Linked DNA regions of Homo sapiens: region 2 is linked to region 1. A link is an interaction called in ENCODE POLR2A ChIA-PET data of the cell type or tissue named here. Cell type or tissue: GM12878. All regions are shown on one strand. Each heading gives the region's core, and the rest is flanking DNA. Links, peaks and the distances in the headings are about the cores only. Region 1 overlaps GLCCI1-DT (GLCCI1 divergent transcript). Region 2 overlaps UMAD1 (UBAP1-MVB12-associated (UMA) domain containing 1).

Evidence for each region. ChIA-PET counts read pairs that join two places held together with the same protein. Peaks named below come from ENCODE experiments on the same cell type or tissue, not always from the same donor. Only the 100,000 strongest peaks of a DNase experiment are listed, where the experiment ranks them.
Region 2: POLR2A ChIA-PET joins it to region 1 with 6 read pairs; 4 of 35 experiments call an interaction of 5 or more read pairs at or near these places.

Annotation. Positions count from the first base shown.
Region 1 is chr7:7,955,482-7,963,830 of GRCh38, reverse strand. It overlaps GLCCI1-DT (GLCCI1 divergent transcript), which reads left to right. Exons shown (of 5, transcript NR_110018.1): 2 at 5,213-5,311; 3 at 7,815-7,970. Among named protein-coding and RNA genes, the nearest start is that of GLCCI1-DT, 9.1 kb to the left of the region's middle. RefSeq lists an enhancer at 3,499-3,628. In GM12878, for the core only: no CTCF peak of the experiment used is centred there; a DNase peak (open chromatin) is centred at 3,370; H3K27ac peaks cover 1,563 bases.
Region 2 is chr7:7,844,219-7,852,567 of GRCh38, reverse strand. All of the region lies in intron 3 of UMAD1 (UBAP1-MVB12-associated (UMA) domain containing 1), which reads right to left. Among named protein-coding and RNA genes, the nearest start is that of GLCCI1-DT, 120 kb to the left of the region's middle. In GM12878, for the core only: no CTCF peak of the experiment used is centred there; no DNase peak of the experiment used is centred there.

The sequences.
Region 1 (8,349 bases), core at 335-8,334:
ATTTTAAACTTTTTGAAACACAATTTTCAGAGTGCCCTACTCAGCATCTTATTGAAAAGGTCCATATTAATGCCCCTAATAAGGCTAAATGCGGGCTTAGTAGCAACAATACTAGCATCAAGCCATAGCAACTCCTTGTCAGGTTACTTATTGAATGTTTTTGAAGTGTCAGACACTGTTTTACACTCAGTAGGGTTTACCTGTTCTCACACTTTGGTAAAGAGGAGTAAAAAGATATGCCGACAAAGCTAAAGCCATATCTACAGATTTGCCTTATATAAAAAGGATGTAAATAGAGTATTATTGAAGTGAGGGAAAGGAAAGCTCACTTGAGAAAAGGCTTCAGGAAGAAGAGTATGAAGAAGTCATGTAGGTAGGAATGCACAAAACCAGGCAGAAGATGATTGAACAGTTTGCCTTTGGCTGATGGTTAATGGAAGATAAGTCTTAGCCTGTTGATGACGGGTCATGACGGCCCTTGGTTGCCAGGTAAGGTTTGCACTTTATTGGATATGCAGTGAGGAGCTGTTGAAGATTCTTGAATGGGTGGAGAGAACATGAGTGGAGCTGTGCTTTATGAAGATTAATGCAAGAATAGCTTAAAGCATTGAATTAGAGATTGATGGTTGGAAGACGATGTAGAAGGTTTAGAGGATACTCCACATTAGTTTAGGTGGCATGAGTCAGGGGAATGACAAAGGACATGGAGAGTGAAATAAGGTGAAAGTCATGCTCCTTCTCAGCTGATGATCATGTGGACTTTGAAAAGAGAACGCCAGACAGTTCTGAAGATTCAAGCTTGGATGCCTGAGAAGATAGTCATGGCTTTAACACAAACAAGGCAGCTAAGGGAAGGAGGAGGTTTGGTGAAAAGATAATGAGTTCAGCTATAAATAAAATAACCAGAGAATATCCAAATAGAGACAGCTTTTAAACGACAGTGAAGTTGAGAAGACAAGAGATATAGATTTGGGGGCTATCCATGTCCATATGGTAGCTGAAGCCATGGTCACAAAGGAGAAAAGCATAGAAATGAAAAGAAGGTGAAAAACAAAATTGTGAAAATTTATACGTGAGTCATGGAGGGATAAGTAAAAAACAAAACAAAACAACAACAACAAAAAAAAAATGAAAGAAAACAATACTAGAAAAGAAGGCAGGGCAGAAGTACTCCTTAAAATAGAGTTCAGGGTCTCAGAAAATAAGTTTGGTAGCTGCTTCGTGGGTCATCTGACAAACTAATATCCCTCTTCTCTGAGAACCAATCCTCCCCCAACACATAGAGGGTTTGGGCCTGACAGCTATGTATGTCCCAAATAACCTTGCCCCTCTGGCCATGGTTGATTTCACCCGAGTTCAACAACTGACTAAAGCTGGGCCAATTAAATTTTCTCCTTTGGGAATCTGAAATTAAGAAATAAAATATTTTTCTATAAAGAATTGTGCATAGAGTGGCCATTTTCTGTCATGGGCACAGAGAAGCAGAGGAAACCTGCCTTCTGAGAGAAAAGAATGAAGTGACTTACAGAAAGAAGGAGAAATCACACCAGGTGACCAGAAAGAGGGAGAGAGTCTGAGAGGAAGTTCACTTTCCCATGATGATTATTTTGTTTCTTATGCATTTTATTCAATCCTCCAAAACCACCCCAACTCCAGACCCATTCCTGCTGATACATCTCCACTACAGTCCCACCATCAAATCTATGATTTTTTCAACATTTGGATCAATTTCTTTTTCCTTTCTGTACAGGTAATACATGTTCTCCTTTCCTATCGAAAGCCATCTCCTCCACTTCTGATTTAAATTCTGACCCTCTTGTCTCTCAGGGACTTCATTTCTGCAGTTATTATCTCCATCTTCTTCATCATCAAATTATTGATTTTTCCCAGTAATGTTTGAACATGCTGTTATGCCAACATTTACTTTAAAAGGCAAAACAAAGATTCTTCTGCCATCCCTTTCCATCTATGGTCCAAATTCTTTGATCTTGTCACAGCAACAGTTCTTGACAGAGATGTCTACATGTTACTTCTGATATCCTATTTAATCCTATTAATCTACTATTTTCCTGTTTAGTCTATTCCAATCTGGCTTCATGCCACTGAAAACTGCTAATCAATATCAACTGCCTCCATATTGCCAGACCCAGTGGATATTTCTGGGACCTCTTCCTTTTCCAGCTTTTAGCAGTTTTCCACATTGCTGGTCAGGCTCAGTTCTTTAAAAAAATCTCTTCTATAGGAGTCTGGGACACTGTACTCACCTGTTCTGTTTCCTACTTCTCTAACCACTACTGCTCAGTGCTCTTCAGGTTCTTCCTCCTCTAGTTCCCTCTAAAAATTGGCCTCTATTCTCTGCTTGCTTCTGTATAAACTCACCTTCTTGGTAATCTTAGACATTCCCATGGCTTTAAATACTGCAAAATGCTGGCAACTCCTAAATGAAACTCTCCAGCCCAGACATTTCCTCCAAGATTCATATTTGTATATTCAGTTGCCTGCTTGATACGTCAAGTACCCATGAATACTTGAAGTGAATGTGTCTAAAATGGGCCTAAAATCTTAATTTCCATATTCCTGCTTTCTCTTAACCTCTGAGAAAATTGTCCCCATTTTTTCCCCATTTCAGCAAATGGTTTCACCATCTATCCAGTTATTCCAAACAATTAACCTAGACAATATTTTTGATTTCTCATTTTTCTCCCCACCATCGCCCCCTCCAACCCAGCAGCTAGTCCTCTCATTTGTTTTTAATAAATGGATGTCTAATCCATCCACTTCTATCTCTTCTGCTATTACATTAAGTCAAACTACTGTCATCTCTTACCTAATCTATTGCTGCAGCTACTCAACTTGCCTCCCAGCTTCTACTCTTGCCTTCTTTAATTTAGTTTCTACTTATTAGTCAGGGTAAACTTGGAAATATGTTGAGCCACATTTCCTGCTTAAAAATGTTCAGTGTCGGGTGGGCGCGGTGGCTCACGCCTGTAATCCCAGCATTTTGGGAGGCCAAGGCAGGTGGATCACAAGGTCAAGAGATCGAGACCATCCTGGCCAACATGGTGAAACCCCGTCTCTACTAAAAATACAAAAATTAGTTGGGCATGGTGGCACGTGCCTATAGTCCAGCTACTCGGGAGGCTGAGGCAGGAGAATCGCTTGAACCAGGGAGGTGGAGGTTGCAGTGAGCCGAGATCATGCCACTGCCCTCCAGCCTGGCAACAGATTGAGACTTCATCTCAAAAAAAAAAAAAGGTTTGGTGTCTTCCAATAACTTTGCAATGAAATCCAAATTCCTTAAAATAGCTTAAAAGGCCTGACCTGGCCTGACTACTTTTGCTCTACTCTTCTCCTCCCCTTTTCAGTTCCAGCCACAATGCCTCCTTTCACTTCCCCTGAAACGCTCCTGCATGGCCTGCATACAGGTGTCTCCTCAGCCTAAATCACTTCTACCTCCCTGCTCCTCAATTCCCTTGAAATGCCATGTCTTAGAATGTCCTTCCTGAGTCCTCACCCATCACTAATAACCTATAATAATCTATCATTAAGTCAGTTTTTTCCATCTATTTTGCTCATTAAATGTTGTCAATACACATTTGTTTACCTCCTAATGGCAAGTCTTTCCTACTAGATTGTAAAGTCTCTAGAGGCAGCGACCTTGTTTGTCTCTTCTGTTCACTACTTGATCACTTAACACCTATGTAGTTCCTAGGATATACCACGTGTTCAATAATTACTTGTTATAACTTTACTTGTTGCTGATGGCTTCATCATTCATTATTCCAGTCCTTGTACAGTCCTACTATACTTTCTGTGGGAGAGTTTCCTATAGTCTTGTACTCAGATCCCTTTTGTCATGTCAATAATTTGAGTAGGTTTCTGCTGTTATATCAAATGACCACTAATTGATGCAGCTTTTAAAAGGACAAGGTGATCAGCAATGTCACATGCTGCTGAATGGGAAAGCAGGTTAAGAGCTAAGCAAAAAGCACTGGATCTCATCACTGATCATCTTCAAGCCAATAGTGTCCATAAAATATGGCCCAATCGAAGCCAGATTACAACTAAGTTAGCAAGATGGGTACGAAGGTAGATGCATCAATGCAGAATATTCCTTTTAAGAGTGTAACAATTAAAATAAGGCATGATATAAAATGGGATCTTGGGGTTGAGCAGAGCCAAAGAAAGTACATGTTAGTCTAGTTTAAAAGAAAAGACAGGCCAGGTGCGGTGGCTCACGCCTGTAATCCCAACACTTTGGGGGGGCAAGGCGGGCAGATCATCTGAGGTCGGGAGTTTGAGACCAGCCTGACCAACATGGAGAAACCCGATCTCTACTAAAAATACAAAAGTAGCCGGGCGTGGTGGCCCATGCTGTAATCCCAGCTACTTGGGAGGCTGAGTCAGGAGAATCACTTGAACCCGGGAGGCGGAGATTGTGGTTAGCCAAGATCACACCATTGGACTCTGTCTCAAAAAAAAAGAAAAAAGAAAAGAGAAAATATTCCTATCGATATACCCATAAGCCAAAGAAGCCGAAGGAGAAAAACATCAAGAAGCGTTTGAATGGGGAGGAAGATTAATAGATTTAGTTTCCATTAGCATTAAAGGATTTGATCAAGAGCACAACATTGACAAAAAGGCACAATGTTTCCCCTTCTACTACAGGAAGGAAGGAGGATAAGAGGTCAAAAGTAAGACAGAGTTTTGGATCGAGCAAAGGGAGGTTGAGTGTGGCCACTTCAGAAGGTAGCAAAGTCATCTACAAACCAATTGTCAAGGAGAAGATCAGAATCTCTTGAAAGACTTTTCTGAACCATACTTCCAACCCTTCATTCCATCCCTTACCTCCCTGCCCAAGACTTGTTTTCCACTACCACCATAGCAGACACTCACTGCTACAAAAGGCCACAGTGGCTGATGAAGTGTGCCTTACTTCTTAGATGGCGCTATGGTTTGAATGTTTGTCCTTTCCAAAACTCACGTTGAACTTTTTTTTCTTTCTTTCTGCCCCCACCCCCTCATGTTGAAATTTAATTGTCATTGTAATAGTATTAAGAGGTGGCACCTTTAAGTGGTGATTAGGTAATGAGGACTCTGCCCTTATGAATGGATTATTGGCATTATCATGGGAGTGGGTTCACTATTGCAGGTGGGGGTTCACCCCCCTTATTCATTCTCTCTCTCTCTCTCTTTCTTTTTGCTCTTCCAGCATGTGACACCTTCTGCCATGAGATGATGCTACAAGAAGAACCTCACCGACTGCTGGCACCTTGATACTGGACTTCACAGCCTCCAGAATTGTGAGCCAGTAAGTTTCTGTTCATTATAAATTACCCAGTCTGTGGTATCATTATAAATTACCCAGCCCATGGTATTCTGTTACAGCAGCACAAAACAAATTAATACAGGTAGGGTGGAGTAGAAAACAGTGCAATCAGTGGAGAGCAAGATAGTCAGAAGTGAATATAGGGTTGAAGAGCTCTGGCATCATGAGGAATACGAAAAGGAAACAAAACTGTATTTTCCACATGTGTCAGATCATCAGGCATATCTGGGTCCCTTGCTAAAAACACAGATTTCAGTCCCCTTTCCTGGAGAGTCTAATTCAGCTGGTCTGCTGGTGGGAGGGTTAGGACTGTATAATTTTTAACAAGTTCCTCAGGTGATCTTTATGATCAGGCAAATTTGCGCAACAGTAGATATGAAATAAATGAAAGTTTACCAAGTATAATTTCAGGCCCAAAATATTATCTCCATTTTCAGCCAAATACATAGAAACATTGATACCTGACATCAATTCATGGAAATTACCAAAAGAAAACACCTTTTAAAATTCTACCTGTAGAATTTTTTTTAAAAAATCTAAGAGGTCTACTCATTTTACATGATTGGTATCTAATTCTATGGTTCCAAATAATCTACAGTGGTGTTTAAATATATAAGACTAGGTTATAGATTTTTTTTATTATAGCAAATTTCATTGAGGAAAAGGGAAATGGACCTGACTAGCTAACAGTTATTATGTATAATATAATAATGAGTCAGATATTTTAAAGCCTGTTCTGCTTCTGGTTTGCTTAGCTCCCAGATTAATAAACTAACATAGTAAAATATAAGAATGCAACTTGATCTTATCCATTCCTAACATATTTAAACAAAATCTTGAGCACACTAGCAGTACAGCAGCTGAGAATAGATACGGGTCCTTGAAAAATTTATTTCCATTTCCTCCTAGAAAAAGTGATTTGTATTGATACACAATAGTCGCAGCCCAAACTGCTTTCTGGGAACACAAAGCCCCTCTAATTTGTACCAGTTTTTCTCCATTCTAGTTGATCCTGACCATCAGGTATAAATTAGTGCTAAATCAATATTAGCCGATACTTCCCCAGGTGTGGGAAGTGAGGAAACCTGATCACATGAACAAACACAACCCTTCCTGGCTACATTTAAAATAAGGTGGTTATTATTATACCATGCGGGAAAAAGAATTTTTTTGTTGTTTGTTTTTTAATCAATCTTATGCCATCTCAATTTGTATTAACTTGATATAGTGATATCAGTCATCAGTTAGAATCCATTTTTAGTTATAGATTCCCTATCAACCTTCACACTTTTTTTCATTCTTTCATGGGGCCTCCTCTTCCCCTTCCAACTTCTTCTCACCCCCAGCCATGCCATGTATCTTGCCCCACACCCTTTTTCATTTCTAGCACTACTTACTTAAGTGGTTGAGTGGAGGAGCCCAGGGGAGCAGGTTTACATACCTGCTTTAATTGCTCACCTTGGGCGGAGCAGTGTCCTAAATAAACTTTAGTTTTGCCACAGCATCATTACTCAACAAAGTATTTTCACAAGTGTCACTTAATAATACAAAAATAAATAAGGCACTTAAACTTGTTATTGAGGAAAGAAGCTTTAGCTGCCCACTTTCCGTACTCAGGGTCCAATCTTGCTTCACTTGTTCTTAGAAAACTCTTCAGGAGTTTTCTTTAAAGAAAATCAGTTAGAGCATAAGTGCTGTGAGCCAGGTCTAAGTAGCTTTACCCTTGAAAGGATTAGTTCCTTTGTTAATTATCAATAACAAGGAATTTTGTCATTTTTCTCAATACCTTCCAGTCGTAACTATTCATAGTGTAACTATGTACTCAATGGTTTCATAAATATCAAAACATATATGTGTAGTACTTAGTCACAGATGGGAAGAGAAACAAATGTTCCAAATTCCAAGGAAATGATGTGACTCTGCATGATTTTTTCCCAATTTCCTGGGTTTTATAGAAACTTCACAGAACTTTTAAAAGCGCTTTCAGATCTATGACTTTTTTGTATCACCACAACAATTCTGTGACGTTAGAACATGTATGCTGTCTCCATTTGACAGATGGGGAAATGGAGGCCCACAACCTTGGCTGGGGTCACAGATAGCACATGAGAGACTAGAAGTAGAAGCCAGGTCTTCTGATTCCTTCACTATAAAAATTGGGTGACTTTTTTCCCCAGTGTTTTTTCTTCACTATAAAAATTCCCTCTGTAGCAAGAGCCAGGGATGTAATTGAGAGGCATGGTTCTTTTCCACGTTGGTCTCTGAAAGACCTGTGAGCTAATAGTATATGCAAGAGAGGACACTTACTGGCTAAGAGATTGATTACCTACATTCAAGGCAACCCGATGATGCACCCTGATAAGAGAAGGGCCTGTCTAAAGGTCCTAATTTGTTTTAAATATCCAGAGTTCCTGATAGGAAGGCAGGGTGTGGTAATTATATATCTAACTTTTGGCTAATTGTCTCCATATCCTCACCTTCACAGATGTCTTTCAAACATTGATAATTACAGCTTTCAGACCCAAAGCCTACAAATTCATAATCCATACAGATGACATACTAAAATCTACTCAAACTTGTAAGTCTGAAGACAATTTCAGCACTATTGGACTTACATTAGGAGAAAACTGCTTAAAAAGAGGTACCCTTTATTTCTATGTCATAGCTATACTTTACCACATAGATGTGTCATGGTTTCACCTTGATCTAGGGAAGTGCACATAAATTCATTTGCCTCTAAATGTAATCAAAATTAACAAAACAAGTAACAAAAAAGAAAGAGTGTATGGATAACACCATAGAAGTAAAACTGACTCAAATTAATGAAAGCAACTTGAAACAATGAAGGAGCTGCTTCTAAGTAAGATAAAGAATCAGAACCAAGAAATAAGTACAGCACAGAAAAGCAGTCATCCTTGTCATGATGGCCTACAAGTACAACCCGAGTTATTTACTTATATCATAGAACTTACATCATAAGTTCTTTTTAAGAATTCAAGCCAAGCATTGTGGCTCACACC
Region 2 (8,349 bases), core at 284-8,283, 110 kb after region 1:
CATGTTTCCCTGAGTTCTGTGAGCCACTCTAGTAAAGTAGTCAAACCCAAAGAGAGGGTTGTGGGAACCCCAACTTAAAGCTGGTCTGTCAGAAGATCCAGGGGCCTGGACTTGTGACTGTTGTCTGAGGTGTGGGGCAATCTTGGGGATTGAGCCCACAATCTGTGGGATCTGACACTATCTCGAAAAAGATGAAGTAAAATTGAACTGGAGGACACCCAGCAGGTGTCTTCTACAGAACTAATTGCCTGCTTGCTGGTAGAGTGATATCCCCACATATTTTGAGGTCACAGAAATCTTCTGTGTTGGCTGCTGTTATGTTGATGTGAGAGTAGAGGAAAAACAGTTTGAGTTTTTCCAAACATCCAGAAATAAAGCCACGTATCTGCGGTCAGCTGATTTTTGATAAGGGTGCCAAGACCATTCAATGTGGAAAGAATAGTCTTTTTAACAAATATTGCTGGGACAACTGGATAGTCACAGCAAAATAATGAAACTGGACCCTTATCTCAAACCATATACAAAAATTAACTCAAAGTTGATCAAAAGCCTATAAAAGCTAACATATAAAACTCTTAGAAGAAAACATAAGGGTAAATCTTCAGGGCCTCACATTTTGAAATGGATTCATACATATGACACCACAAGCATGAGCAACAAAAGAAAAAATAGATAAGACCTCATCAAAAATATAAACTTCTATGCTTCAAAGGACATTATCAAAAAGTAAAATGGCAACCCACAGAATGAGAGGAAATATTTAAAAAGTATATATTTGATAAAGGACTTGCATCTAGAATATATTTTTTAGAAACCTCAACAACTCAAAAGACAATGAATTAAAAAGAATAAGCGAAGGATATGAGTAGACATTTCTCCAAAGCAGATATACAAAAGCCCAATAAGCATATTACTAGTCACCAAGGAAATGCAAATCAAAACCACAATGAAATACCAGTTCTCACCCAGCAGGATGGTTATAATCAAGAAGTCAGATAATAACAACTTCTGGTCAGGATGTGGAGAAACTGGAACACTCCCACACTTCTGGTGGGAGTGCAAATGGTGCAGCTACTTCAGAAAATGTTCTGGCAGCTTCTCAAAAGGTTAAACAGAGTTACATAAGACCCAGTAATTCTACTCCTAGGTATGTATCAAAAAAATTGAAAACAGGCATTCAAACAAATACTTGTACATAAATGTTCAGAATAGTATTATTTACAATAGTCAAAAGGTGAAAACAACTCAAATATTCATAGACTGATGAATAGATAAACAAAATGTGGTATAGCCACGCAATGGAATATTATACAACAATAAAAGGAATGAGAAGGAATGGAGTACTGCTTCAACAAGGATGACCCTTGAAAACGTTACACTAACTGAAAGAAGCCAGTCACAAAAGACCACATATTATATTATTCCATTTGTATGAACCAGTCAGAATAGGTAAATCTATAAGAGACAGAATAGATTAGTTGTGAAAATTTCACTTTTACTTCCAACATATCAAAGCTACATGTTCAAGTAAAAATATATATACTGGTCATAAGTTAGGTTTTATATATCTTTGAACACTTAATTAGACTCATAAAAGAAGTATTTCATTTTTTCCCCAAATATTTTTGGATATCATAAATCCACATTCATTTTAAAATTTATTGCAACCCATCTATAATATTTAGATGAACTTAAAAGAAATGTATATTCTACTTATAAGGTGCTTAAAAATCACTAATACACCTTTGTAAGACCCCCAAATCCTTCACTTCATTTTATCGTTAGCATTATTCTAGTAATAATTGTCCTCAGATATATGAATTAATTGAAAAATATCAAGCTCTTCCATCACATTAAGATATATGTTTCTTAAAAAATTACCTTCATGTTTAATAATTGTCAAAACATGGAATTACTTATATTGTTTTGACTGATTATATACCAGAAATAATTAAAATAATAAGTCAGAAGAAATTTTATAACACTTGGCCTTATGGTCATGGTAAATATACATATATTTTAAATTAACTTATATCAGTTTTCTTTGTTGCCAAGAAATATGATATTGTGATCAATAAAAGACATTCAAGATAAAAGATACAATTCTTTGGGGGGAAGTAGATGGAAATCTGAGTTCAAGGAGAAAAAGGAACGATGCAAAATTTCTGAATTGAGAAAGAGCTTAGCTTGTTCATGTATTTTTTAAATGGATGATGTAATGTATCAAATTGCTGTGGGATCTCAATTCCATTGGATATATTATTAAATATGTTTGAAAGAATGATGTAAGAGTTTCATATTTAAATATCAATATTTGTAATTTGTAAAAAATTCTTATCTTTGTAACTATTAAAGTTATAAAGGAAAAGTTTTATGATAGCTTAAAAATGTCATGGGGATAGATAGTTTTTAAAACTTCTTTTAAGAATAATTGCTCTAGGATTTATATACAAAATTGTATCTTCACAATTACTAGCTATTGCCAAATTGGTCTCTAGAGTAGTTGTACAGACTTATACTGGGCATGAAGGTTTTCCTTTTCCCTACAACATCATCAAAAATGGGTGTTTTCAGACTTTTTAATCTTTGCCAATCTGAATGTGAAAAGGCATCATATTTTAATTTGCCTTTGCTCCACAGTTCTATCTAAAACTCCTTGCTTCCCACTGAGCATATCCTCCTAACTCTTAAAAGTCTCAGCTTAAAACCACTCAGAGAGGCCTGCTCTGTCCACTCCATCTTAAAGTATGTGACCCCATTCACCCCATTCTCTACACTGCTGTTTCAATCCACAGATTATTTCATTTGCTGTACTTACCATGGTCTGATGTAATTTTATTTGTTTGCCTATTTTTATTTTAGTTTAGTTTTTGGTCTGAATCTCCTACTAAATGGTAAACTCCATGAGGCAGGGTCCCTGTCCACTCTGTTGTATGTGCAGTATATGAGAGAATACCTGGTATACAGTAGACACTCAATAAATACTGTTGAATGACCATCGCAGGGTTGGGTCATAGAGTGGTTTCATCCTCTATCCTTCCTTCAGAAGACCTCCCAGAATTCACTAGACCACAGTACCTGTCTTGCTCTTGGCCACACTCCTTAGCTTTACACTGGGTAAACTTCTATGTGCATAACCCTACAACTACTTTTATAGTGAACTGTGTTGAACTGCAGGACACAACATAAATATAGTAGTTAACAGCTCCCCATTTGTGTGACCTTAGAAAAGCTACCTTATGTTTCTGTACCTCAGTCACTTTTTATTCTCAAACACAAGAAAAGCAACTGTGGGAAGTGTTATAAGGAGGAGCAGCACGCAATGAAAAGAAATGGGATGGGCAGTCAAAATGGGAATAAGTGAATCTATTTGTAAGATGTGAGGATTGAATGAGATAATGTTGGCAAAGATCCTCAATACAGAATGCAGAATGCAGTAAGTAATCAATAAATGTTAGTCACTATTACCTCACTCTCTACAATGAAATTTGAACATGTCCATCAAGTCCATCATACTCAGCATTATCCCAAATTTCAACATAAGGGAAATATTTCATTCCAAGAAGTGCACGTAATATAAAATCGAACCATAACTTACATAACAGGTAGAACAATAATACTTTAAGAATGTGGCATATAGAGTTTTTCAAAGAACAAGAGAAATTGTATTGTTATCCTTGCAAATTGAGAAAGTAGTTTAAATAAAGTTGGCAGTAAAATATGAAAAAATTGCCAGCATATGGATAGCTTAAAAAATTCTTTCCTTCAAAAATACTGATAATTGACCTAATAATCCTAAAAGCAGACTTGACTTTCTGGTTGTCTTTTCCTTTAAGTTTGATGACTGAATAATAATTATAATTTTTATAATTATTTACTGGCTTTCAAACCCCTGTGTCACCTTCCAGGCAAGATTTCATAAATCTCTCCCTTTCCCTTCCTTTAACAATGCTCAGAAAAATAACTTTTTCAAGCAAACATTTCAATAATAGTAAGCTTGATTTGGCATATCCTCTATTGTCATTTTTGAGAACACCATAAGTGTTATTTGACTCTACCCTCCTTGGTGGAAGTACTATCTTTGGTATCGAGTATAATTTTAACCAAACTGTGAACACTTTAGACACCAGATCAACTGTTGATATAGAAAGTGAAGACTTCCTGCAGGAAACCAACCAACACTCGTGTAACTTCAGCCCAATTACCAATTTCACAGCAATGTATCAAAAATTGCTAAAATGTGTTTTCTTTCTGAAAACATTAATCATGTGTCATTTTATTTTGAGATGGCAAACTAAAACACAGATTGGCCATAATATATATCTTGAAACATTTAGTAGTACAACAGAGTCTGTTAAAATCAGTTATTTGAGGGAAAAATGAAACAGAGACTAGTAAATTGAAACAGGTTATACTGTAGTTGATTAATAATGTTAACAATGGTTAAAAATTATCATTTTTCAAAATACTATGCCAGGTAATACATCATTAGTTCAAAGGAGCTTCTACAGGTATCTTTCAACAATTCACTTCTTTATTTAATAAGTTTAAAAATTCCTCATTGGCTTAATTCATATTGGTTCGATACATCAAAAGATGACTGTCAACTAAAAATATCTTAAGAATTTTGTAGCTACATGTAGAAAAAACCAAGTGGCTTTGAGAAATTTGGCCAAATGGGTATAGATAATGGTTTCGGTTTTTGCAGTTAAAAAATGTGCATCCTGGGTGCCTCATGCCTGTAATCCCAGCATTTTGACAGGCTGAGGCAGAAGAATTGCTTTGAGCCAGGAGTTCAAAACCAGCCTGGGCAACATAGCAAGGCTTCATTTAGATTTGAGTCCCTATAATGTGCCCGGCACCAGAGTCGGGAAGAGTCATGATGCTGCCTTGGTGAGAATTACAGTCCAGTGTGGAACTTGGGCAAAACACTAGGAAACCAACTGTGGGAAGTGTTATAAGGGGGAGTAACATGCAATGAAATGAGATGGGATGGGCAGTAGGGATGAAGAGGGAAAAAGACAACTCATTTTGACTGCACATTCAGAGAAACGCTCACTGGGGAGGGGAGGTTTCAACTGAAATCTGGAGGAAAGGAGACAATGTCATAAAGAATGGGACCTGAAGCTAATTCAGGTAGCCAGGGTAACTGAGCATGTGGCCTCTCTAATGAAATGGTGATGACAATACTGTCATTCCTATCTCACAGAGATCCAGTGAGAATATATATATATATACACAAAGCTATGTAAACTGTGAAGCATCAGCTAGAGTGAAAACCATCTTGGTTTGCTCAGAACTAAACGGCTTCCTGGAATGCAGAACTTTCAATGCTAAAACTGGACAGTCCCAGGCAAACCATGTTCATTGGTCACCCTAAGCTGTATCACTTTAAAACAATTATTATGATCAAATATATATATATATATATATATATATATATATATATATATATATATATATTTTTTTTTTTTTTTTTTGCATTGCTGTCTTTTTTTTTTTTTTTTTTTTATTATACTCTAAGTTTTAGGGTACATGTGCATATTGTGCAGGTTAGTTACATATGTATACATGTGCCATGCTGGTGCGCTGCACCCACTAATGTGTCATCTAGCATTAGGTATATCTCCCAATGCTATCCCTACCCCCTCCCCCGACCCCACCACAGTCCCCAGAGTGTGATATTCCCCTTCCTGTGTCCATGTGATCTCATTGTTCAATTCCCACCTATGAGTGAGAATATGCGGTGGATCAAATATATTTTTAAAATAGAATGAAAAGTCTTTTAAGTAAACTTATGTGACTCAATTTCCATACTTCCATGTTAAAATATTTGAAATTCTGGAAGAGTTATTATTGAAAAGTATTGGTTTCGACAATCTAACTCTCAGTACACATCAAGTTTTAAAATCCAATTCAATGTTATAATAGCAGTATTTGGAATAGCCATCAAAACATATCAAAATTTTACCATGATTTTGAAAATCCAATTAAAAAATATTACTACTCAGCTGAGCTTTTTAAGATAGTATCATCTGTTTACATTTATTTTATACATGTGATATTTTATGAACATTGTATTTGTAATGAAAGTATCTCCAGCTATTAGTGTTGTATGAATTGTAATATCTCTTGCAGGTAATAATTACAAATTTTTACGTATCTATGGAAAATAAGATGTCACTATGACCAGATTTGACCAAAAACTGTTAGTTCAGTGGTAGAGGATTTCTAGGGAACAGGAGAAGACTAAAGATATTTTAAAGAAAAGAATAAATACTTGATCTTTACCTTTTCTTTGAGATAAAATGGACACTATGAGATATTATGGAATATCATGCTATATATTCTTTACACGTGTCATTGAAATCTGCACAACTACCTTACAGATAAATAGTATTAACCCCAATTTACAGATAGGAAGGTGAGACACAGACACATTAAATAAATGGCCCAAGGTCACAGTTCATACATCACGCAGCACTACTCGACACTGTTCTTAAGAACTGAATTCTGGATTACTTTACTATGATTGAGTAAATCTCTCACTCAAAGATAGACTGTTCTCACAATACTAGCAAAGAGAGTGTTAAAGCTTAGCAAGAGAAAATAAATAGTTGCCTAGTATTAACAATTTACCAAGGAAATACATAGCCTGGAGGCCTTATTCTTACTGGCATCATTTCCCAGTTATATGCTAACATGATAGCTGTTATTGGAAGATACCCAATAAAAATTTGTAATTTATGACATATTTGTATTACAAGTGTGCAAGGAAATTTGAAAACTCTACTACGGTATTAACTAGATCTATTTAAAAAATATTTCTGCTGCCATAACGGTTCTGTATGTAAGGTTTTCATAGGGAAAACCATCGCCATTTTAAGAATAGCTAATAACTGATATTTCAAATTTATGAAACAAACAAAAAGGAACATTTACCTACAGTATAGAGAGACTCTTTGCTTTAAAGAGTTCAGTGAAAAATTCTGAAGAATAGACATTTCCTCTTATAATAAAAGTGTCAGAGTCACAAAAAGCTAGTTTCACTGAGAAGGGCACTAGTCTTAACATTTAAAAGAAATTTCTAGTCTCAAGCTTTACTACTATACTAAAATGCTATGTGACCTAAAGCAAGTCACTTAAATTCTCTAAATTCTATGAGGTTTCCTGAAGTCTAAAATGACAGGGTTAGAAGAGAAGATCTTGATCCCTATAGAGCAGCTTGTTAAATAGAAATTAATAAGAACTACATATGTAATTTAAAATTTCCCAGTAGCCACAGTAAAAAAGGAAAAGGAAATAGCTAAAATTAATTTTAATAATATATTTTATTTAACCCAATATATCTAAAACGTCAGTCCAAAACATAATTGGTATAAAAAATTATTAATGAAAATTTTAAATTCATTTTATGACACTAAGACTTTGAAATCCAGTTCATATTTTACACTTACAGCAAGTTTCAATTCAGACTACCCACATTACAAATGTTCAATAGCCACATGTGACTGTGGCTACCATATTGGACAGTGCAGCCCTAGAAGTCTATTATGTAATAATTTATGTAAATTTTTTTACGTAAAAAAGATTTACCTTGGGTGGGGATTCTTTTGTACTAAACAGAAATTATCTATGTCTTTTCTACTGTTTTAAAGTATAAATTGTAAAAAGATAAGTTCTTAATGCAAACTAAAAATCTTTTTAGAAGCATAAAGGCTGTAAACAGTAAATTAAGGGGTCCCTAATATTTTATGTGAATGTGTTTAACATATTAGATGGATCACTAGCATCTTACATGGCACTGGAGGGTAGGGATGAGAAACCTGTGGATGGTAGATGCCTAAGAAAAAATGTACTTACTTAATGAATCAGCCTTGTGTTCTTAGAGTCTAACTTTATTTCTTACAGTCTAACTTTGAACTAAAATGGAAAAAAGATAAGAAAAATGAATCCAGATAATCATGTGTTAGGTGAAGTCATACAAAAGAAGAGCTGTCATTTTGATCTTAACATCAATGAATGCCAATTCCAACACAGTGATGTTGGGGAAGATACTACCAACGCCAGTCACTGCTATAAAATGCACCTGGGCTCCTTTAAGAGGACCTACTAACAATACAAAATAAAAGTTAATAGCAGAGGCATAACTAGGTAGGACACTTTAAAACAACCAGGACCTATGTGATAGTATTTAAACATTTAGCTCCACCTTGAAAGGAGAAATGGTAAGTCTGCGGCAAAGAGGCTGTTGAAAGCAAAAAGAAAAAAAAAATTCTGGACTGTGTCAGAATTTGTGCCCTCATGTCAACCAGTTTCCACTCTGAGATTCAGATTAAGGTTCTGCAA